3 separate regions of the Homo sapiens genome follow, and all the other regions are linked to region 2. A link is a loop called in an ENCODE intact Hi-C map of the cell type or tissue named here. Cell type or tissue: endothelial cell of umbilical vein. All regions are shown on one strand.

What was found. A loop is a pair of places that touch in the nucleus more often than their neighbours do. Peaks named below come from ENCODE experiments on the same cell type or tissue, not always from the same donor. Only the 100,000 strongest peaks of a DNase experiment are listed, where the experiment ranks them.
Region 1: it touches region 2 in a loop (10-fold over the local background); 13 of 110 quality-filtered maps call a loop at or near these places.
Region 3: it touches region 2 in a loop (6-fold over the local background); 28 of 110 quality-filtered maps call a loop at or near these places.

Annotation. Positions count from the first base shown.
Region 1 is chr3:58,184,826-58,192,825 of GRCh38, forward strand. It overlaps DNASE1L3 (deoxyribonuclease 1L3), which reads right to left. Exons shown (of 8, transcript NM_004944.4): 8 at 7,432-7,978. The coding sequence ends at 7,862. LOC124909386 (a long non-coding RNA gene) reads left to right here. Exons shown (of 2, transcript XR_007095929.1): 1 at 1-1,243; 2 at 1,923-2,670. Among named protein-coding and RNA genes, the nearest start is that of FLNB-AS1, 18 kb to the left of the region's middle. In endothelial cell of umbilical vein, a CTCF peak has its summit at 3,050 (motif pointing right); DNase peaks (open chromatin) are centred at 3,066 and 6,706.
Region 2 is chr3:58,626,003-58,634,002 of GRCh38, forward strand. FAM3D (FAM3 metabolism regulating signaling molecule D) reads right to left here. Exons shown (of 10, transcript NM_138805.3): 10 at 7,944-8,000. It overlaps FAM3D-AS1 (FAM3D antisense RNA 1), which reads left to right. Exons shown (of 4, transcript NR_134853.1): 3 at 6,537-6,658. It also overlaps a transcript of FAM107A not described here. Among named protein-coding and RNA genes, the nearest start is that of FAM3D-AS1, 23 kb to the left of the region's middle. RefSeq lists an enhancer at 2,856-3,357. In endothelial cell of umbilical vein, a CTCF peak has its summit at 4,301 (motif pointing left); DNase peaks (open chromatin) are centred at 1,679, 3,109 and 4,199; H3K27ac peaks cover 2,094 bases.
Region 3 is chr3:58,319,680-58,327,679 of GRCh38, forward strand. It overlaps RPP14 (ribonuclease P/MRP subunit p14), which reads left to right. Exons shown (of 6, transcript NM_007042.6): 6 at 1-514. HTD2 (hydroxyacyl-thioester dehydratase type 2) reads left to right here. Exons shown (of 5, transcript NM_001348712.2): 5 at 1-514. Among named protein-coding and RNA genes, the nearest start is that of PXK, 9.2 kb to the right of the region's middle. RefSeq lists an enhancer at 2,304-3,065. In endothelial cell of umbilical vein, no CTCF peak of the experiment used is centred here; DNase peaks (open chromatin) are centred at 1,532, 4,912, 5,472 and 6,002; H3K27ac peaks cover 1,879 bases.

The DNA.
Region 1 (8,000 bases), 440 kb before region 2:
TGAGAGGGCTGGGTTGATTCATGGAGCCATGCGCTCAGCAGGAAGAGGAGGAAGGGTACCACAGTGGCCTACATGTCTTGTGCAGCCACCATGCTAAATTCGAAGCTCCTTCCGGTATCAGTTTCTTAGGGTTGCCATAATAAAGTACCCCAAACTCAGTGGCTTAACACAACAGAAATTGGCGATCTCACATTTTTGGAGGCTGGAAGTCAGATCAAGCTGTGGGCAGGGTCAAGCTTTCTCTGAAACCTATAGGGACAAACACTTTCTTGCCCTTCCTGGCTTCTGGTGGCCACCAGCATCCTTGGCCTTCCTCAGCTTCCAGCTGCAGCACTCCAGGCTCTGCGTTCCTCGTCACGTGGCTGTCTACCTGTGTGTCACTCTGGCTTCCCATGACTGTCTCCTTAGAAGGGCATCAATCGTATTGGATTAGGGGCCCACGCCTCCAGTATGTCCTCATCTTAACGAATTACATTTGCAGTGGTCCTATTGCCAAATGAGGTGGCACTGGCAGTTAGAACTTGGAAAAAAAAAAACTTAAATATTTTTGGGCCAGGCGCAGTGGCTCACGCCTGTAATCCCAGCACTTTGGGAGGCCGACGTGGGCAGATCACCTGAAGTCAGGAGTTGGAGACCATCCTGGCCAACATGGTGAAACCCTGTCTCTACTAAAAATACAAAAATTAGCCGGGCGTGATGGCGGGTGCCTGTAATCCCAGCTACTCGGGAGGCTGAGGCAGGAGAATCGCTTGAACCTGGGAGGCTGAGGCAGGAGAATCGCTTGAACCTGGGAGGCTGAGGCAGGAGAATCGCTTGAACCTGGGAGGCTGAGGCAGGAGAATCGCTTGAACCTGGGAGGCTGAGGCAGGAGAATCGCTTGAACCTGGGAAGCTGAGGCAGGCGAATCGCTTGAACCTGGGAGGCTGAGGCAGGAGAATCGCTTGAACCTGGGAGGCAGAGGTTATGGTGAGCCGAGATCGCACCGCTGCACTTCAGCCTGGGTGACAGAGCAAGACTCTGTCTCAAAAATAAATAAATAAATAGTCTTTTGGGAGGAACAATTCATTCCATACCACCTCCCTTCTGACAGCTAAACCTTGGTTACTCATATTATCTTGATGGGCCTCCCTCCTTCTCTCGGAAACAGTTCTCTTGCAGAATCCCAGACATGTCGAATGATTGTCCGTGGACCCATCTGATGTTGGTGCTCACAGAATCTGATTGCTTAGAAGGCCTCGGGCAGGTGGGGAATTCAAATAAACATCCCTGCATACAGCTCTTTCAAAACTAAAATGCTCATGGGCAGGTCTTGTTCAACCAGGATATTGTGGTACACTTCCCTCCTTACTTGGACAAAAGGGCAGTTCCTCATGCTGGACAGAGAAAGCACTGGGCAAACGAATCACTATTCCCTGGTCTCTGGTGGTCTGTCTCTTAGCCTGAACTGTCAGAGAGGAGCTAGACCACTTAAAACTGCGAATGCAACTATCTTGTCTGGTTTTCCCTGGGCAGTCTTGGGAATGTGAGTGAGCATCAATGTGGGAATGGATTCCCTTGAGATGCACACAGCAGCCTTGCACAACAGAGCTGCTGGAAAAACACCTGCCAGGTTGAATCAAACACCAAATGACCCCCGGGTTCTCTAGAGTTACTTGATTGAATGCAACAAATATTGATCCAGCAGCTCCTGTGGGCCGGGCCTAGGCTGAGCTCCCGGGGAATGAGGGGTCAGATCTTGGAGCTCACAGGACATAGTGAAAAGGGCTGTATGGGGGACAGTGGACACCTTTGGTGCACAGAGGAGCCTTCCTGAGGGAGGCCATTGTCATTTCTGTCATTGAAACAATGCTCAGAAAGACCTTAGCACAGTGCCTGGCTCTATACATGTGATTTATATTAATAATAATTATCTCCATCAGCAGCAAGTCTTCAAGCTCCTTAGAAAAGGAATGGCTGCAGCATTTCTCAACTGGGATTCTGTGAATAAATGAAACCCTACAGAAAATGACACCAGTGACTTTTCTCAGTCCTCCCAGGAATGACACCATTCTACAGGCATGGGAAAGAAGTTGATTCATTACAAACAGGGGCTGTCCCCGAATGTTAGGGCTTAATTCTTTCTGGAAGTCAGTTAAGAAAGGCTGGTGGGGAGTTTATTTAGGTATTTAATGAATACCTGTTTGATATCTGCGGGCATTGTTCTAAGCCCTACACTGTCCAGTTCGGTAGTCATGATCCAACCACATGTCCATTGAGCATTTGCAATGAGTCTTATCCAAATTGTGATGTACTCTAAGTATAAAACACACACTGAATTTCAAAGATTTAGTATAATGAAATGTAAAATTTCTCATTAATAATTTTTATATTGAATTTTATGTTGAAATGACCATACTTGGATAGATTGGGCTAAATCAGAGGTTGACAAACTTTCCCTCTGAAAGACTGGATAGTAAGAATTTTCAGCTTTGTGGATCACCTGGTCTCAACTATGCAACTACTCAACTCTGCCATTGCAGTGCAAAATCAGCCATAGACAATATAAAAACAAATGGGCATGGCTTGTTCCAATAAAACTTTATTTAAAAAAAACAGATGGTGGGCCAGATTTCCCCCACAGGCTGTATAGTTTGCTGATTTCTGTGTTAAATAAAATATTAAATATATTAATTTCACTTATTTCCTTTACTTCTTAAAATATGGCTACCAGAAAATTTCAAATTACATTTTGGCTTATATTATATTCCTATTGGACCAGACTGGTCTAAGAACTTTACAAATATTAACTCTGGGGGATGATGCTTTTACCCTGGCAGAGGGGTGTGTGTGTGTGTGTGTGTGTGTGTGTGTGTGTGTGTGTGTGTAGGCTGAGATGTGTGAATTCCAACGACAGCCTCAAGTGAGTGTGGAGTTGGCTCCCTGGCCTGGCTTCACCACTGCTGAGTGTGGAGCCCAAGTGCAGACTGGCTTGTGGAGGTTTCCTGCGGGTATCTGGAACTGTCTGAGCCCTTTCTCTTTCTAGGTTCACCTCTGGACTAAAGGTAAGTTCCCCAAAAGGCCACCGGGTGGTGATGTCGGACCACAAGCCATGGTGGTTGGCTCACTGGAAACCTGAGCTCTCCACCTGGCTCTGCCATTCGCTGTGTGGCCTTGGACCTCAGTTTCCTCACCTGTAAACAGGATTAGACTAGACTGAAGAGAGCACGAACTTTGAAGGCAGGCAGACCGGGATTTTAATTCTGCCTCCCCCAGGGCCCCATTGTGGCTTTCACGGGCATTAGGCACCTTTGCCTTTATAGATCCTTTCCCCCATAAAAAATATTAAAATTGTATTTTACAACTATATTGGTATAAAGACAAACATGTTATTATTATTATGTTAATTTTTTCTTCATCCCCAAAGTTCATGTTTTTCTTTCTGATTCTGAAAGAAATTAACACATTTCCATGGGCCCTAGGCACAGTGCTGTGCCTAATGGGTGAGTCACCTGGGTTCAATACTCCCCAGCTGTGTGCCCTCGGGCAAGTTGTTTAACTTCTCTGGGCCTCACTCGCCTCGCCTATAAAATGGAGATGACATCAGACTCCACCTCGCTGCTGCGGTTGGAATTCAGTGAGATGGCCCACGCCACTGCCTCTTAGCACACAGCCTGGCACACAGCAGCCCTTAGCAAATGGCAGCCATTACTTATTATTACCTTTAAGGATATTTTCAGCTCTAGCCTCTAGGAAACTGTGAAAAGATCTCAGGAGCGGGAATCTCAAAGTAATGATAACTCGGAAAAATAAAACTCCCAGGGTATTTGGTGGTAGAGTTTCCCAGAGCATAGAGGGGCAGCAGGAGGAGTTTCTGTAAATGACCAACCTCCTCCCACCTGCCATCGGAAGACGCATTTGAGGCAGGGACATGGGCTGGTATGACCCAGCCAGAAGCTGAGCAGGCCGAGGAATATGTGCCAGGCAGGGAGACCCCTGGGAAAGAGCTGAGTGCGTGTGTATGTGCACGTACACACACACACAAACCTGCATCCATAGATTCTTGTTTCCTCAAATTCCCTTATTTTGATTTAATTTTAGTAGCTTCCCTGAATCCCAAAGATTGACGCCACTGTTGCCAGGGTCTTGGGGACCGTGGGGACCCGCTCCTCCTTTGAAATATGGCCCATGGGCAAGTGACATGGGGATGCTGGCTCCTTCAGGATCATTCAGGTGGAAGCCCGCCCTGATCAGGAGACTCAGCAGCTGATGCAAATGTGAGCCTCTCTCAGCTGCCCTGCTTTCCACCCTCACGCCTGCCTGGGCTGGGTGCCTTTCCTCTTTCCGGGAGGGACGAGGGATGTGGCCCCCAGTTTGTCGCCCTTTCCTGGTTTGGCAACTACTCTTTATACTTGCCCTCTCCAGCCCAAGGGAGAGATAGGAGCAGGGTTGCTGAATTGCAGAAGCTCCCTTCACCCACCCCACCCCCAGCAGGGTCAGGGAGAAGGTCACTGGGGGAGGGTTTCTGTATTTGTGGCAGGAAAGTGGTGTTGACAAGGAAAAGGATGTCACAAGGACTGGAAGCAGGGGCGTCTCCATCCTCAGGGTTACCTGCCAAAATATTTGCCGTGGTGAATGACAAAGAAATGGAACCCTGGCATGATTCCTTGTGTGGCAAAAATTCATTCTGAATAACTAAGCTCGAGCAACCTGCACACCCAGACTTAAAGCGGCCTACCCTTTAACAGAGCAAGCCCTGTTAATACAAATATACAAGTAAGGGAATTTAATTTATCGAGGGCTTACTAAGCATCAGGCACATCCTCCATGCCTTATATCCATCATCTTATTTAAACTTTACCTATGAGGTTGATTCTCTTATTATCTCTGTTTTACACACAAGGAAACTAAAGGTAAGTAGCCTGCTCGAGGTCCCACAGCTGGTAGGTGGTAGAGACTATGGCTCCAAAGTGAGCCTGGTCCTTGCTACCATGCTACACCTCGCCTCACCAAGGGGGACTGGGAGAGTGATTTCAAATCTGGGCCTCAGATCATGTGCCTTGGAATCAACCGGGGGACTTGTTGAAATTGCAGGTTCCTGGGCCCTGGCCCAGACTCTGGGAGACTGGGACCTGGGAATCACCATGGTAACTGGTTCCCTGGGATTCCAGTGCACACCAAGGTTTAGACTCTTTTTTGTTCGTTTGTTTTTTTTGTTTTGTTTTTGAGAAAAGGTCTTGCTCTGTTTCCCAAGCTGGAGTGCCATGGTACGATCACAGCTCACTGCAGCCTTGACTTTCCAGGCTCAAGTGATTCTCCTGCCTCAGCCTTCTGAGTAGCTGGGACTACAGGCATGCACCACCATGCACAGCTAATTTTTTTATTTTTTGTTCAGATGGGGTCTTGCTATGTTACCCAGGCTGGTCTCAAACTCCTGGGTTCAAGTGATCCTCCCATCTCAGCCTCTCAAAATGCTGGGATTACAGGCGTCAGCCACCGCACCCAGCCAAGCTTTAGACTCTTTGGACAAAGCCAAGGCTAAAAGGGTGCCTATGACCAGGGGACACCCATTTTCCCCAAAAGGCCACCAGAGTTCCTTGCCCAGGCCAGGCCAGGTGACCCAAAGGGACAGGAGGATGTTTGCAGCTCCATTAGGTTATGCGCAGTGAGACATGCCCTGCGCTGTGCCCTCTTGCCTGTCAGAATTTGGCCGGAATAAGAGCTGGCAGATGCCTGTGGCTCCAGTAACCTGCTCCTGGGCAGGAGTGGAGAGATGTCTTGTTGGGAGGAAGCTGCAGGGTGTCAGGACCAAGTCAGAGCCATGGACTGACTCATTTAGTGTCTGGTCCTCCTTCCCATTCCTCCCCCACCCAGCATGGAGTCTCAAGCCCCAGCAGCCAGGGTTCTTATCCCAGCCATGTGGGCTTTCGGAGCTTGCAGTACTTTGGGACAGAAGGATGAGCCTCTCTCTCCGGAATAAGCCCATTTATGACTTGCTTGACTTTTTTTTTTTTTTTTGACAGAGTCTCACTCTGTCGCCCAGGCTGGAGTACAGTGGCACGATCTCAGCTCACTGCAACCTCCACCTCCCGGGTTCAAGCAATTGTTGTGCCTCAGCCTCCCAGTAGCTGGGACTACAGGAGTGTACCAGCATGCCTGGCTAATGTTTTGTATTTTTAGTAGAGACAGGGTTTCGCCATGTTGCCCAGGCTGGCCTCCCAAAGTGCTAGGATTACAGGCATGAGCCACCTCGCCTGACCTTGTTTGACCATTTTGGACCTTGGAAACTGGTAAGTTTCCTGGGACTATGAGCTCTGGCTTAGGAGAAGGGTGACAGATGTGTTAGCAGCCTTGCCATCACTCACCCCTCACCAATTCCAGTGAGACCTTTGTCCAATGAGGTTAATTGGACATTTGAGGAAGATGGCTTCCCGTGCTTAACCAGGGCCCTTTTGATTTTATTCCCCCAGTCAGATGTTACATAATTTCAAGTGTCAGACTTAAGGTCTTTTTCTCCTACATCAAAAGTCACATCATCCCCAATATATTAAAGGAAAAAAGCGAAGAGTGGAACCATGCATATGGTGTGCTATATTTTGTATTTTTAAGGTTACATATAGTGCTCATTTCTGTGCAGACTCTCTGGAAAAACACATGAGCTGGGAAGAGGGGCTGTTTCTGAGACAGGAAACTCGGGGATGGGGTCAGGGCACGGCATTCCTTTTCCCTGCTTATTCTTCGGTACTGTTCACACATTTAGCCATGTTCGTGTATGACTTGAACAAAGAAACATCAGGGAAAACAAAGCAAAACAAACAAAAATGGGCACCTTGGATACAGGCTAAATGGTGCTGTGTTGTTGGACTCCAATGAGCCTCCTTGATTGCAGAAAGATAACAAAATCCTCGAGTCCCAGCCAGCCCACTAGGTGTTTGTCACACTGGGGCCCCAAAGACCTCCAACACTGACCTTGGTGACAAATATAATGTGGTGGATGTTGCAATAGAGGTAGGGCGCACATGAGGGCTGGGGGCACTTGGCCCGGGCTCTGGAATAGGGCAGGGCATGGGGGGGGCAGAGCCAAGGCCCCCAGGGAGGGAGAGCATGGGGTATGCAGGGCGGAGGACATCCTCCTGGAGCAGGGGTTCAGGGTGGGACCCTGGCAGAAGGTGGGGCTGGCGCAATAAGCCAGATAGCAGAGACCTTCATGGTGGCCAAGACTGAGCTCTCTCCCATGGTGATGGGAGCCGCTGAAGGATTTATGGGCAGAGGGTGGGACTGAGGGTGGGACTGAGGGTGGGCTGTGGTCAGATTAGTATTTCAGAGGATGACACTGATGCTTCCTGGGCTGGCTGAGTTGGAGGACAATTCGAAGGCAGAGAAACCAGGTGGGAGTGGCCTTTATCCCTCAACACTGTGAGACGTGATGGTGGCCTGACCTCAGAGAGGAGGGGGCAGACTCTTAAAACAGTTAATTGCCCAAATCACAGGGGCAGCTGGGGCCTTGGTGTTTCTGGTCATTGCGTGTGGAACAGGACCCCTCATGAGGACTGAAAGCTGACGCTCTTCCTCCCCCTGCAGCCTCTCGCATGACAGGGTTGAGCAGGGCCAGTGACAGTGGATGGGGCTCTGGCTCAGGGCATGAAGATCATCATTTTGGTCTACAAATGCCCCTGGTTCCCTTTTAGACAATTCAGGGGAGGTATGAGACCAAGAGAGATACAAAAGATTCTCCTTCCAATTTGGCTCAAGTCAGAATAAATTCAGGTCAAAAAATGAAAGCAGTTGGATCACTCTTGTTTCCTAAGTACAGGGAGCAGTTCATATCTGTTAGAGACATTTTATTTAGAGGCAAGAAATGGTTAATAAGATGAGACCCTTGGGTCTAGGAGCGTTTGCTCTTTGTTTTCTTCCTTAGAGTGACAGATTTTTTGCTGTTGGTGAAGGCCCTTGAAGACTGTAGTTTAAATTCAACTGGAAAGTGGTCGCTGACATCCAGGGCCTATAAGGAGAAAGGGGAGGTA
Region 2 (8,000 bases):
CACGAAGCAGGTACCAGCCCCCCTTTATAAACAAGAACCTGAGGTCCAGAGGGGTTCAGGTCATCGCCACGGTAGGTGGGTGGTGGATCTGGGACACGGCAGCCTGTCTATGCCACTGGGATGGCAGTACCGGGTCGTTGTGGTTGGAGAGCAGTGAGCACGTAGGACAATCCCGAGAGCTGGTGAGTAAATGCAGGCCCCTCTTTGCCCCTAAGAGGCTGATCCAGGAGGTCTGATGGGCCATGAGAAAGTGACTGTTTCACAAGCTCCCTCCTACTCCCCACCCCAGGATGCTGACGCAGGGGTCCGCAGAGCACATTTCCAGAAACAGTTCTCAGGCAATGCTGTCTACAAACCCCCAGCTGAGAGCTCAGGCTTAGAAGGTGAGGGATAATAACATGAATAGAATTCTAATAATAATGGAGCAAAGCCTCTACACAGTGCCAGGCAGTGTTCCAAACACTTTCACTCATTTAATTTTCACAATGATTTTCCAAGGTAGTGATTATTATTGGCCCTATTTTACAGGTGAGGAAATAAGGTACAGAAAGCTTAAATAACTTGCCTATTGCCCTACAACTGGTAACAGCTGGTTAGCTAACTTTATAATAATAATTTTAAGATCTTTCCCCTGTATCCACCTGCATCAGACACTCTCCTGGGGTATGGGGAAGGGGTACCCAGGGAGCTTTTATTCAGGGAAGTAGAGATGTGTGTGGTTAAGACCAGGGAGCCAGAGAGATTTGGCTGCCCCCGAGTCTGTCCTAGAGATGGAGAGATAGGACACTGGTTCTTCCCTGAGCCCTTGCCTGCTTTCTAGATGCAAGTCTTGGCTGTGAGTTCCAGGGGGAGGGCTGGTGGGCACTGCCGGCTGAAGCTGCAGGGTAGGTGGGTCGGGGCTCCCACTTGCTAGGTCCAGTCTCCCTTCCCATGACCAGGGCCCCAACAGGACACTTAGAGGTTCCTACCTTCTTCCCCTGGGCTGCTCCCATGGCACGAAGTGGGCACCAGGCCTGGGTGGGCTGCAGGGGCCAGGCTGGGGTCCTCCCTGCTGGCGTTGATCTCAGGAGCCAGGACCCAAGGGGCTCCCGGGGCGAGGGCCCCCTGTCCTCTTGCGGCTCATTCTCCCAGGCACAAAGGCGGCTTTCACAGCTGCTCCTAAGCCCGGAGCGCCTCAGACAGGCTTAGGGCGATTGATCCTGACAGAGGGGCCAGTGTCCCCAGGCGGCTTCTATGCCCTTCTTGGGTCCCTGCAGCTCCTCACCTCCCAGAACCCTGCCTCTCTCAGGAAGGGAAACTGAGGCAGCTGGGAAATGAGGGAAGACGTGGGGCAGTCCTCTCATCACACACCGGTAGCTCAGGCGCGGCGGGTGACCTCTGCCTGGCCCAGCGGGCAGGACTTGGCCTTCTCACCTTGCTGGGCACCACTCAGCCGACAGGGCCAGACGGTGGAGGCCGTGGGCTGGCTGAGGTGCAGAGCTCTGGGAGGGCTGCGTGCGGATGTCAGCTTCAGCTGGACAGCCCCATTAATAATAGACCTTTGAAGATGCTTGGGGTCCGGGGCTCTCCCACAGCAGATACTCTGAGAGCAGACTCCTTCATTCAACTGGGCAGCAGGCTGCCTGGAAGGGCTGGAGGGCTGCTGGTCTGGGCCCAGGCCAAGAAAATATCTGAAGGCCAGATTCCAGGCCTGGGGCCAAGTTCTCAAAGTGCCCCCGGCAGTCACTCTCCTCCTCATTTGCCAGCCCTGTCCTTCTCCGTGATGCCAGCTTGTGGCAGAGGTTAAGGCTAAAGAGACCTTGGGCTTGAACTGTAGCTCTGTCCCTGATAGTTGTGTGGCCTTGGGGGCACGATGTTGTGTGTGTGTGTGTGTGTGTGTGTGTGTGTGTTTGTGAAGCACTCATACTGCAGAGCTAAATGGGGTAAGGTGTGTGTGTACAGCTGAAGCCATCGTTTTGCGAAAGCATAAATCAGAGCATGTTGCTCTGTTTTATCTGTCACTTCACCAAAGGTGGGGTAAGAGTTGCCCCCACTGCATGGGGCTGTGGGGATGTGCAGAGCATCTGGTGAACAACAATTCCTCAGAGAAGTTAGGTGCCACTGCTATCATGCTGCTAATAACACAAATGATATCCACTGCCCAGTGGAAAGTCCCGAATAACCAGTTCACTAAGCACAACACCGTTTCCCAAGAGGTGGGGGGGTTGGGGAGACCTTGCCACCCTTTCCTTTCCTCTAGCACGATGCCTGGCACACAGTAGGTGCCTGCAACACATACACAGATGACTTACGGAATGGCAGCTGGTGGAGGGTCAAGAATTAGGCATTCTAGATCCAGCCTTGCCAACAGAACCAAACACCCCATGGTCTGCAAGGTCTGATTGACTGTCTTGCTAGGACCTCATTTCCCTCTCCTCCCTCTCCCTGGTAGTTTCTGGGTCACAGCACCTTTCCCCCCTTCTCAGGGCCTTTGCACTTGCTATTCTCTCTGCGTGGAATGTTCTCTCCCCCACTTCCCCTCCACTGCCCATATTTTGATCTTTGCCTGATTCTATCCTTTTTGTCCTTCAGGCTCCTCAGAGAAGCTTTCTCTGTTGCCTTGTGCAAAGCAGTTCCCAGGCTCTCTGTTTATTACTTTGTTGTAGCACTCATCAGCAACTGAAATGATATGACTTCGGTGTTTATTGTCCGTCTCCTCTGCCATTCCTCTGGAATGGCAGTTCCACAAAGACCAGGGCCTGGTCTGTCCTGCTCCTCAGTTTACCCCGAGTCTAGAGCAATATTAGTGGAAGAATCCATGATGGAGGATTAAATGAAATAGTCTAAGTAGGTCGAGTGCTTAACACAGTCCTGACTCATCGAAAGTGCTCGCTTCATGGCACTGCTTAATACTGTTGTTATTGTTACTGTATTTCCTCCGATACCCATGACCCTTCCAGCCAAGCAAACATGTAGCTTCTTCCTTCCGCCCCTTCCCTTGGGTTCAGCCTCTGCCTTCCTCGGCTGCTCCCCACTCCTTTTCTCCCTGTTCCAGTCGTGGCCTGATTACAGTTTCGGATTTCCTGCAGAAAGGAGAGAGTCCACAAAATTGTAAAGGGAAATGACTAAATTGGCCTTCAGATGGAGCAGTAAAAATGCTGTAAGTCAACACGGAAGATCAAACTCCTTTGGCAACCATCCCATAATTATCCACCAGCTTGACTCTTGGTGGGGTGGGAGGAAAGAAAATGATTCTTACGCATTTATTAATGTTTTCCATCTGTTTGGAGCCCTGCCGAAATGTGGCTTAGTGCTGCAGTGAAAGCCTGGTTGACAGAGCCTGTGATTGGGCTCTGAAGTCCAGGCCCTGGCAGGATGATGGCCCAAAATGCAACATTCAGGCCACATGGCATGGGCAGGAGGAATGGGGGTGGAGGCCCCAGAGCCCAGCACTATGCCTGGCGCAGAGGATGTACTTGGAATACGTGAACAGATGATTTATGAGGTGACAGCTGGTGGTGGAGGACCAAGGAGCAGGTGTTCTAGATCCATCTTTGCCCTGTCTCACTCTGTGGCTGGGCACATCCCTTAGACTCTCTTTCTCCATCTAAAACATGAGAGTAAACATGTGTTCCTTCTTGACCCACAACCTTATAGAAGGAAGTAAGGCTTACGAAGTGTGAGGGGGGCTTTGGGTTTTAAAAAGAGGAGTTCTAAATCCCTTGAACCCAGTTCCTCTCCATCTCTTCCAAAGCAATGAAGGCAGGTGTTGAGAATGCTAACTCTGAGGTTCTGTGCAATCTTCAAAAGTCTTCAGAGGCATTCAGGAGCAGGGCAGGAGGGGGAGGAGAAAAAGGGGAAGTGGGGAAGAGAGGAGGAGAAGGAGGATGGGAGAAACTCTGTTTACCTGAGAGTAGGTTTAGGGCAAACATATCTGTTTCGTGTAATGTTGGGGACAGACTGGAATTCCAGCCCTTATTCTGAGACTCCTTATCTATGTGACTTTGGACAAGTCACTTGACCTCTCTGAGCCTCATCTTCCTTCTGTGTAAAACAGGATGACAATGGTTCCCACCCCGTGGACGAGGGGGCTATGAGGATGAAATGAGGTAATTCATGTAAAGCTCTGAGCAGAACGTCTGGAGAACTGCAATTCTCTGTAGAAGTGAGGTGCTGCAATTGTTACACTATCAGCAAGGCCGAAGATAAGTCCAGTGCCCATTGGGAAGTCCCAGATAATGAGTTCATTAGGCGCAACAGCCTTTCCCGAATTGGGTGTGTGGGGAGACCTTGCCACCCTTCCCTTTCTAGCTTGTGCCGCCACCTACTGGTGAAGACAAGAATTACAGCTTCTGGAAAGCTCTCTCCACGACCCCACCCCTCACAGCCCCATCCTCACTCCTGGGATGGGTGGGAGGCACATTGGCAGGGAGTGGGGAGGCAAATCCAAGCCCCCAGTTCTGAGGCCACGATTAGCTTGCAGAGATTCCTGAAGGCTTGTCGACCCCAGTGAGAAAATGTGTCCCAAGTCTTATCCATTTCACTTTCTGATGATCCCTGGGACAGGCCCCTGGTCCGGGCCACCACCCTCTATTCCTGGATGATATGGCAGCCTCCTCACTGGCCTCCCTTCCTCCACTCCTTCCCACAGCAGCAAGGAATTTTCAAAACATGCAGCTCTGGTCACCTTGCCCCCAGCTTAAATCTCCCAGTGTGTCCCCTGCCCTGGGACAAAGTCCAAGCCCTCTGCCCAGCTCACAAGGCCCCTCGGGCTCTGACCTCCCACTCAGCCCTGTTACCCATCCTCTGCCCCTTCCAGGCCTTGTTCATGCTGTTCCCTGGCCTGACATGCCCTTCCCTCCCTTCTTTGCCTGGTGAGCTCCTACACACTCCTGAGGGCTCAGCATGGGTGCTGCTTTCTCCAGGATGCCTTCCTGGATCCCCCAAGGCTGGGGCAGCGGTCCTGCAGTCTTTCCCCTTGCCAAGCCATGTCGCCTCTGGATTTGTATCCCCTGCTAGACTGAGTGGGAACGGTGCTGGGTTTTCTTCACTGCAGCATCCCCAAGCCTGCCGGACTCTTGATGCATATCAGGTTTGCTGAGTGATGAAAATCTTGGCGATAAAGACCCAACTCTTTACAGCTTGAGCTGACCTGGGGGTCCCTATAGTGGCCACAATGTCCTGAAAATGACGTTGAGAGTCTGACAGGTGTTTGCCACTTTTGTAACACCCACCCAAGAGGGGCCTAGTGTGGCTGGCTCGAGAATGCAGTCTCCTTGATGGGTTATGGGGGTACAATGATGGCTACTTGGGCTTATCTTCTGACTTATTCTGGGCATCTGAGGAAGGAGTGGGAAGCTGGAGTGGGGCATGATCCCTAATCTTTGCCTTGTGTTCCCTGGTGTGGAACAGCACGTTGCCTCTTCCATGGGCTCCACATGGCAGTGGCAAGTGCAGCTCCCCCACTCTGAGCTCTTTCTCCTTGAGAACTGATCCCTTTTATGACAACAATTCCTGCAGACCTGGAGGTCTTATCTCCCAGCCCAGGCTCAGGCTCAGTCCCATCCAGCTGGCCATGCCCACCACCTCTCTTAGGATGGGTACCCCAGGATCCCACTTCGGGATAGGGATTGTCGTGTAGGTGATTTGTTAAGGACTGGCCCCTGGGGACACTGGTAAGGGAGTGGAGGAGCAGGATGGGAAAGGGGAAAGAGGTAAGCAAAGGGACACTTTCAGGCAAAGTCCCAGTTCCCGCCTGATCCCTCTGGGAATCCTGGAGTGTAAATTGCACCTCGTGGTCGTCATCATGCCCCAAAATAAAGAGCTGGCCTTTCACGTTCCCATACCTGCCAGTCATTAGCTAAGGACCATCCTGGGGTGGTGTACACACCCCCAGCTTCCTGGTCTGTCTTCTTTGCACTTGTGCTCAAAGAATGTATGAGTAGCCCAAGGGCAATTCTCCAAAGAAGAGTTCAGACTGACCATTAGTAACAAAATCTGGGAAAGGGCACCTGGGACGCTTCCCTGAATTCTCTGATTGAGCCAGTTGACATGTTCTCAGTCTTCTTTGAAGTGTTGTGCAGTGCAGTTTCTGGAAAAGTCCATGTGTCTTCTCTTCAATGAGGCAGCTACCCCATGTCTTAAAATAGTGGCCACTGCCAAGAGCCCTCTGCCTAGCCCTGGTCCCTGCTCATGAGCTCATTTTAGAGGTCTTTATATGTTCTTTAAAAATTTTACAAGGTACTCCTGCTTGTTGTAAAGTGAAATTTCCGAGCTCTCAAAGGTGTTTATGGTCATCATGAAAATTTCATGCCACCTTCATTCCCAGAGCAGGTTTCTGGGCAGATGTTTTTCCAGGTAGTCTACTGATGTGGTTGGAAGTGGTTATTCAGGCCTGCCAGCATGCTCCCGCTTTCATCCGTGAGGGTGAGCTGGGGTGGGTTGGGCAGGGAGTGACAGAATTGACAGGATGTCTGGATGGGCACCTTCTGACTTCCTCAGCCAACCCTGAGCACGGCTCCCCGCCGGCTCTTTGAATTTTTTTTTTTTTTTTTTAGATGGAGTCTCGCTCTGTCACCCAGGCTGGAGTGCAGTGGTGCAATCTCGGCTCACTGCAATCCCCGCCTCCCAGGTTCAAGCGATTCTCCTGCCTCAGCCTCCCAAGTAGCTGGGATTACAGGTCAGTGCCACCATACCTGGCTAACTTTTATATGTCGGCCAGGCTGGTCTTAAACTCCTTGCCTCAGTTGATCCGCCCACCTCGGCCTCCCAAAGTGCTGGGGTTATAGGCGTGAGCCACCGCACCTGGCCTGGACCTTGATTTTGATATCACTGCAATTGTAGCCCGTGTCCCACCTGCCGTGGCCCCTGGTGGAAGGTTCACACACACTATTGTCTCTACCCCAGGCTATCTTGGCACATTTGAAGTGCTCCCTGGCCCCAGGACTTGGGAGCTGTGAGTCTCAGACCACTGGTGGGCATCTGTGCTTGGGCAGAGGGTTTCTTCTCCATGAGGTGTAGTGTCCCCAGCACATGCTCCAGGAGGCTGAGTAGCAATGCTTTCTGCCCCCACGACCTCCTTTCAAGACTTAGTCTAGAGCCTGGGAACTGGGCCCTTCTCAGAAACCTCAGGCAGGTCTTGACACCGTATCCTTGGGCCTTCCCATTTCAATGTGCTCCTGCCATTGCAGCTGGCATTGCCATCTCTTGGCTGGGGGCTTGCTGTGAAGCCACAGAGGGCCACTCTTCCCTAGGCAGGGCAGACAAGAAGCACCTAGGAATTCATATCATCCCCAACACCAGAAGCCCTCAACAAACCACTAGTGGGAGTCGGTGTGTAAATACCCCAGCTCCCTCACTCCCGGGTGGAGTATCTCCAAGGTGCATGTTCTACCCCGATTCCTAGAGCTTCGGGTGGGAGTCAGCTCCAGTCCCCACAGGGGTAGCTGGGTTGAAACCATACCCTTCACTGGCTGCCTTCCCCTCCTTCCCTTTGCCATCTCACTTCCCTACTTCTCTATTGGTGTTTCCCACAATCACCTCCCAAATATACTGGCTGCCCTTGAGTCCTTGTCTCAGGGTCCGCTCCTGGGGCGGAGACAGCCCGGCTGCCTTCCCTGAAGCCTGCAGCACAGCCTGGCGGCTCCTTCCAGCCAGGTTCAGATGTGCCCCTCCTCTCCCACTCCTGCTCTGGACTTGCTCCAGCTCTCCTTCAGACAGAGGGTGATGACAGTATTTCTTGCATCCTGTCCCTAGCTCCCTCTGTTCCTGTCCATCCCACATGTTATGCAGGAACTGAGGATTCTCTCAGGCCCATGGGAAATCCTAGAAACACAGCTCCCTCCCAGCTGCCTAAGGGGGAGCCTGAAGCTGTCACAGACCTGTCTGAACCCATGGCCCATGCTGAGTCTGGAGCAGTTCAATCCCAGGGAGAAACGTGGCCACTGGAGTGGTCAGAAAGCTCATTCAAAACCAGCAAAAATAAAATTTAATTGGGCTCAAGTCTGGGCAGTTTGTCCTTC
Region 3 (8,000 bases), 310 kb before region 2:
CCAAATTCTTAAGACTTTGGGGGCTGGGGTCAGGGAGGTTATATTGAAGGGGAGATGTGCCTAACATGTTACTACTAAATGGCCATCCCAACACAGCCAACACTTTTGTTTCCCATTTTTTTTTGTTTCCCGTTTTTTAATAAAATTGAGATATAATTCACATACCATAAAATTCACCTTTTAAAAGTGTACAGTTTAGTGGTTTTCAGAATATCCACAAAGTTGTACAACCATCACCAAATCAATTTTTTATAGCATTTTTCATCACCCCCAAAAGAACCTCCCATTAGCAGTCAATCCATTTCTCTCCTCCAGTCTTTGGGAATCACCAGTCTACTTTCTGTCTCTATGGGTTTCCCTGTTCTGGACATTTCATAAAAGTTCATACAATGTATGATCCTTTGGAACTGGCTTCTTTGATATAGCATGTTTTCAGGGTTCATCCATGTTACAGCATGTATCAGTACATCATTTTATTTTATGGCTGAATAATATTCCATTGTATTTACCCATACATCAGTTGATATTTGGATTATTTTCGCTTTTGGGCTGTTAAAAATAATGTTATGAACATTATAGAAGAGGTTTTTATGTGCACAGGTTTTAAATATATATATATATATATATTTTCTTTTTTTCTTTTTTGAGATGGAGTCTTGCTCTGTCGCCCAGGCTGGAGTGCAGTGGTGCGATCCCAGCTCACTGCAAGCTCCTCCTCCTGGGTTCAGGCCATTCTCCTGCCTCAGCCTCCCAAGTAGCTGGGACTACAGGCGCCTGCAACCACGCCCGGCTAATTTTTTGTATTTTTAATAGAGACGGGGTTTCACCGTGTTAACCGGGATGGTCTCGATCTCCTGACCTCGTGATCTGCCTGCCTCGGCCTCCCAAAGTGCTGGGATTACAGGCGTTAGCCATTGCGCCTGGCCGACAGGTTTTAAATTCTAGGAGTGGAATTGCTGGATCATGTAACTTTAATATTATAAAGAATTGTCAAATTGTTGTTCAAATTACTATTGGGCATGAGGTGGTATCTCATTGTAGTTATGATTTCCATTTCTCTAATGTCAGCCAACACATTCAAGACAATCTATGACAGAATTTTTAATTTTTACCCAGAGAGCAGCTGAACAGACAACTAGAAAGAATTATTCTAGGCCAGGCGTGGTGGCTCATGCCTGTAATTCTCAGCACTTTGGGAGGCCAAGGCAGGCGGATCACGAGGTCGAGGTCAAGAGATTGAGACCATCCTGGCCATCATGATGAAACCCCATCTCTACTAAGAATACAAAAAAATTAACTGGGTGTGGTGGTGCGTGCCTGTAATCCCAGCTACTCGGAGGCTGAGGCAGGAAGATTGCTTGAACTGGGAGGTGGAGGTTGCATTGAGCTGAGATCGTGCCCCTGCACTCTAGCCTGGGCAACAGAGCGAGACTCCGTCTCAAAAAAAAAAAAAATTATTCTAGTCGCTAGAGGGCAGTGTTGTGTATAAAGTTAGTACTTTAAAACTTTAATACTGTATTATACCATATACTAGTTTTCTAAGGTGGAAGACAAGACCAAAATCAATGTGGGGAGCAAGGATACTGTTCTTGTGAGTTTCAGAATGTGCAGCATGTGCAGGCTGAGATCCACTTGAAGAAGACATTTATAGGTGAATCACTAGACATGCTGAAAATGTGTTCAAATGGCAAAACAAAATGGGGAACATGCACAAATATACGGACTTGAGGCCAGGACTGCTTGCTCCTGCAGAACTCATTCCCTGGGATTTAGCAGCAGTCTTAAAGTTAGGTCCATAACTGGATTGGGATGTGATCATTGATACTGATAGCCACCATTTTTTCAATGCCTGATGAGTTGATTTTCTACATTAATGCTAATCCTTGAAACAACTGTGTGAAGTTAACATTATCCTGTTTTTAAGTAGGATAACTGACTTGCCCAAGGTTGTTCAGCGAATAAGCAGTACAGCTGGGATTCAAACTTGGGCCTGCCTGGCTCCAAAGCCTTTCCTTTTTCCATCACTCTGTGGGTCTTAGGTTCCTGTAGGAACCAAGGGGAAACTTCCCCTTTGCCCTCTGAAGGTTCACTGAAAAATCAACTGAGAAAAGGCAAATTAATTGGAGAAAAGGCATACCAATATATTAGCTTGCATGAAGGGGAGAGCTACAGAGTGATTACCCCCCAAACCCCCACCCAATAGGGTTTAGAAGCTTAAATACCACCTAAAGGTTACAAAAAGAGTGTGGGCTCGGATCAGTGGCATAACATGTTCGGGGAGCTGGAGAAGGGGAAGCCTGGCTAGCAAAGGTGGTCTTGTTATGTAAATGAAGCCCCACAGGTGGCAGCCCTCAAAAGAATAGATGGTAAATGTTTTAGACCTTTTTTGTTGTATGAGACAGAGTCTCGCTCTTATTGCCCAGGCTGGATTGCAATGGCACGATCTTGGTTCACTGTGGCCTCCGCCTCCCGGGTTCAAGCGATTCTCTTGGCCTCAGCCTCCCAAGTAGCTGGGATTACAGGCATGTGCCACCATGCCCAGCTAAATTTTGTATTTTTAGTGGAGATGGGGTTTCACCATGTTGGCCAGGCTGGTTTCGAACTCCTGACCTCAGGTGATCTGGCCTCCTCGGCCTCCCAAAGTGCTGGGATTACAGATGTGAGCCACCATGTCCAGCATGTTTCAGACCTTTAAAGTGTCAGACTAAGTTAATCTTCCCGAGATCCAGACAAGGGAAGGCCTGGCTGCATCAAGCAGATTCTCTGCAAATGCAAGTTTTCTCCAAAAAAGACAGCTTTGCAGGGCTGCTTCTTTTGGCTCTCTGAACAGCCATCTGAAAATATGACAAATATATTTTGGGGTGAAATATTTTTATTTCCCTCATTCGTGTTGCTGGAACTGGAGCACTGTCAGTTTCTATAATGGCATCTTACATGGCATTAAAATAATTGGAATCATTCTATAGCAATCTTTTTGCTTTCGGAATGTTCTAGATCTTATTCCCCGCTAGAGTTGTAGCGTTTTCCTAATACTATTAGTTGAAAGTCTTCCACCCATGCATATCACCTACACATTTTCTAAGCCGACATTCAGTGATTATTTGTCTTCACCGAAGAATGGCTTAAAGGGTTAAAGATGAAAAATATAGGGTACGGAAGGGATGTCAGATCTGAATGATAGTTGATTTATACTGTGTAACTTTCAAAAGTAGCTACTCAATGTGAGCATTTCCACTGTTTTTTTTTTTGTTTGTTTTCTGAGACAGAGTCTCACTCTGTCTCCCAGGCTGGAGTTGCAGTGGTGCAATGACTGCAGCACCTCCTGGGCTTACACAATCCTGCCTCAGCCTCCTATATAGCAGAGAACAGAGGTGCACACCACCATATCTGGCTTATTTTTTGATTTTTTGCAGAGATGAGGTCTCACTTTGTTGCCCAGGCTAGTCTCAAACTCCTGGGCTCAAGCAATCCTCCCACCTTGGCTTCCCAAAGTGCTGGGATTACAGGCATGAGCCACTGTGCTCAGCCTTCATGTTCACTTTTTTAAAATGTATGTATTTTTTATAGAGATGTGGGTCTCACTGTGTCGCCCAGGTTGTCTCGAACTCCTGGTCTCAAGCGATACTCCTGCTTTGGCCTCCCAAAATGCTGGAATGAGCCTCTGCATACAGAGTTCCACATTTTTATGCTCCCTGAGTCATGGTCTTTGAAATCTATAAATCAATAAAGGTTGGAAACAGAGAAGTAGACAAGAAGTTATCAGTACTTCTCTTTAGTAACTTGTCATTTTTATCCAGAGTCAAGATTCTCAAACCACACGTGCTTTGTTAAAGCTGGCTATAAGGAAAACTGGTTGCTTGGCTTTTTCATTGAGTCTATACAAACTGCTCAAAAGAATGACTCTTAATGAAAGCCTGAGTGACCCTCAAATTAGGAAATTCTCTCCCAGATAATTGAGAAGTGGCCTTGACTGTACCAGGTCACACATGGAAATAAGTACAAAAGTAATGACTAAAATAGGCCAAGTTGACCGAGCACTTTGTACATAGGGGTATTATACGACTGCAAATTGTGTGATGTTTAATTGTCACAGAAAGAGATACTCGTTTTAAGCACTTTTAGCCTAATGTACTGGAAAATTGCTTAATGGATTTTTATACTCTATTGGAAACATTTCCATATTGGTGAAATGCCACTCATTCCTTTTTCTGAGGAGCAAATCTTGAGTAGCAATGGGAAGAAAGCCTGGCAACAGCCACCATTTGTCTTGTGGACCTGACATGCTTATTCACCTAGAAAAAGAAGAAATTGCTAAATGCACACTGATACCTCTTAGGTAACCACAGGTTTTCATTTTGTGCTGAATTATTAGTCATTTTTCCTTTATGTTTTTAGAGTATGATTCAGAGACCAATTTATTCCCAAAGAAAATTGCCATTACATCTACTAAGTTTTCATATTAAAACATTTTCTACCAAGGGATGACTGTCACTCTGAGCAACTGTGCCACTGTGAATGCCTCATGTGTCAGCATAGCTTATTATCTAGCTCTGAGCAGAATGGGAGTGCTGCTGAATTAGTCTTGGTCCACAGGTATCTCCAGTGTCCCAGATGTTTCACCTCCTTTGTTCTTATCTTTGCTTTTATTTTGGGTTACAAACACAGCAGATAAATTAATTCTCAGCATCTTCAGAGAAACTGTGGGTTAGAGCAGAATCACCAACTAGAAGAAACCATTTAAATTCAAAAATCATAAGGAACCCAGAACCAATGTTAACACTGCATAAATACAACAAGATTAATAGGAGGCCCCACAGTTAATTCCTAAGGTGGTTCTTAGCTGTAAAGCAATTCAAATGACCTTCTTATAAACCCTGGGCAAAAGTCCCCTGTGATGTGGTGGAAAATATCAACACGTAAAGGAAATAAGAATGACTGTGAGTTGAGTTTTGTTGTTTTAGATCCAGATCATGAATATTTAAAGAAATAAAAGCATTTTGAGTTGGGAGGCCATGCTACTTAGGAAACACTGAGTTTTTCACAAGCTTCTATGATTTGATTTTGTAGAGTAGTTGCCAGGCCTAAGGAGCATCCTTGCTAAAACTCATTATCTTCAGTCAATCTGGGCAAACATCAAGTTGTTAGACAAACAACCTGTGGGCCATTTAAACATTTGGCAACAGTGGGAAATATGTGTGTGTGTGTATATATATGTATATATATATATTTTTTTTTTATATACATTTTTTTTTTTTGCGAGCCCTGAGTAGTTGTATGTGTGGCAAAAACTGAGGTTCCCTCTTTCCTCATTAGCCTTAGGCAGCCTGAGACTATAGAAAAAAACCCGATTTAAATTAGATCAGCTCCGGCCTTGGGGTGTTTCCCCATGTTCAGCCTAAGCCATTTCTTTTCTATTCTTTTTTTTTTTGAGACAGGATCTGGCTCTGTCATCCAGGCTGGAGTGGAGTGATGGGATCACAGCTTATTGCAGCCTCGACCTTCCTGTGCTCATGTGATCCTCCTACCTCAGCTTCCTGAGTAGCTGGGATCACAGGCATGTGCCACCATGCCCGGCTAATTTTATGACTTTTTGTAGAGATGGGAATCTCACTATGTTGCCTAGGCTGGTCTCAAACTCCTGGGCTCAAGCGATCTGCCTGTCTTGGCCTCCCAAAGTGCTGGGATTATAGGCATGAGCCACCATGCCCAGCTAGGCCTTAGCCATTTCAAATGCCAGGTGGATATCGAGGCGGTCTTGGGGTTTGAAACCTGGTTCCCCATGGATCATGGATCCAGTTTAAGTCCAGTGTCCTCAGAGGATCACTGACAAGACACTGATTTGGGTAGATAAAAATAAATCATGAGGCTTACCAAAATATTTACTTTAAGGGGCCCACTTCCCAGAAGAATTTGCAGAGAAAGGGAAAGGCTAGACTGAGAGCTTATCTCTGGCTTCATTTCATCAAATACCTGATTTCTCACTTTCAGTTTCCTTTCCTTAGTAAGGAAAACTAGATAAGGCTGTTATTGTATGACCTTTGCAACTCTGACCTTCAATTCTAATTCCTTTTCTGTTCTCTTCCCTTCCAGGGAGAAAAGTATTTGAATTCCTTTCCGTTGAACAACTTTTCTCTCCCTGTACGGTTCATCTGCTGATTTCCTTTATTTTTAATTTTTATTTTGTTTTAGAGACAGTCTTGCTTGGTTGCCCAAGCTGGAGGCCAGTGGCACAATCATGGGTCACTGCCACCTCAGCTGGGCTCAAGAGATCCTCCTACCTCAGCCTTCTGAGTAGCTAGGCCTACAGGCATGCACCACCACACCTGGTGACTTTTTAAAAATTTTGTAGAGACAGGCAGGGCACAGTGGCTGACGCCTGTAATCCCAGCACTTTGGGAGGCCGAGGTGGACGGATCACGAGGTCAGGAGATCGAGACCATCCTGGCTAACACGGTAAAAACCTGTCTCTACTAAAAATACAAAAAATTAGCCGGGTGTGGTGGCAGGCGCCTGTAGTCCCAGCTACTCGGGAGGCTGAGGCAGGAGAATGGCGTGAACCTGGGAGGCGGAGCTTGCAGTGAGCCAAGATAGCGCCACTGCATTCCAGCCTGGGTGACAGAGCGAGACTCTATCTCAAAAAAAAAAAATTTGTTTGTAGAGACAGGGTCTCACTATGTTGCTCTGTCTGGTCCTGAATTCCTAGCCTCAAGCCATCCTCCCGTCTCTGTCTCCCAAGGTGCTAGGATTATAGGTGTGAGCCACCATGCCCTGCCTCCTTTTTTGGTTTGTTCATACATCCATTTGACAAATATTTACTGAGCACAAACTCTGTGCCAGGAACTGTCCCCAAAGAGACTCAGGAGCCCTAAAGAGGCAAGCCCCCACACCCGACCGTGATTTCCTTTATAACATAAGAGCTAATACTCTGCATTCTCCCTACCAGCCTGTCTTCCAGGTCATTGCCTACATTAGCGCATCCAGTCCTCCCAATGATCCTACAGAGTGGAGGCTATCATTATCTTCATTCTGCAGACGAGGAGCTGAAGCAAAGAGAGGTCAGGCTGCCAGTAAGCTGTGTAGCCGGTGTGAACCCAAGAAGTCACCTGGGAGCTTAGGCCCTTAACTATGACCAACACTCCAGCTTCTTCCTCAGGCTTATGAGGGCAGCTTTTTGCCTAGTTTTTGAATCTCACATTCTGCCTTTTTTTCTCTCCATCTGCCTACCTTCCCCTCTCCCTCCCGACTTCCCCGCTTATCTCCCTCTTCTCATTCTCATCACTCCCTCACTACTTTTTTATTTTATATTTATTTATTTATTTTTTTTGAGATGGAGTCTTGCTCTGTCACCCAGGGTGGAGTGCAGTGGCACGATCTCGGCTCACTGCAACCTCTGCCTCCCGGGTTCAAGCGGTTCTTCTGCCTCAGCCTCCCAAGTAGCTGGGATGATAGGCACGTGCCACCATGCCTGGCTAATTTTTTGTATTTTTAGTAGAGATGGGGTTTCACCATATTGGCCGGCAGGATGGTCTCGAACTCCTGACCTTGTGATCTGCTTGCCTCGGCCTCCCAAAGTCCTGGGATTACAGACGTGAGCCACTGTGCCAGGCCTTTTTGTTTTGTTTTGTTTTTGAGATGGAGTTTCGCTCTTATTGCCCAGGCTGGAGGCAGTCGCATGATCTCGGCTCACTGCAACCTCTGCCTCCCGGGTTCAAGCAATTCTGCCTCAGCCTCTGCCACCATGCCTAGCTAATTGTGTAATTTTAGTAGAGACAGGGTTTTTGCATGTAGGTCAGGCTGGTCTCAAACTCCCGACCTCAGGTGATCCACTGCCTCAGCCTCCTAAAGTGCTGGGATTACAGACGTGAGCCACTGCTCCTGACCCCCTCATTACTTTTACCTGCATGTTATTCATGTTCCCTCCTTGAAGCAGCAGAGCCCAGGCCAGATGTGTGTGTCAGTGGTCACTGTGATCTCAGAGGGGCTCCTCTGAGGGAAGTATC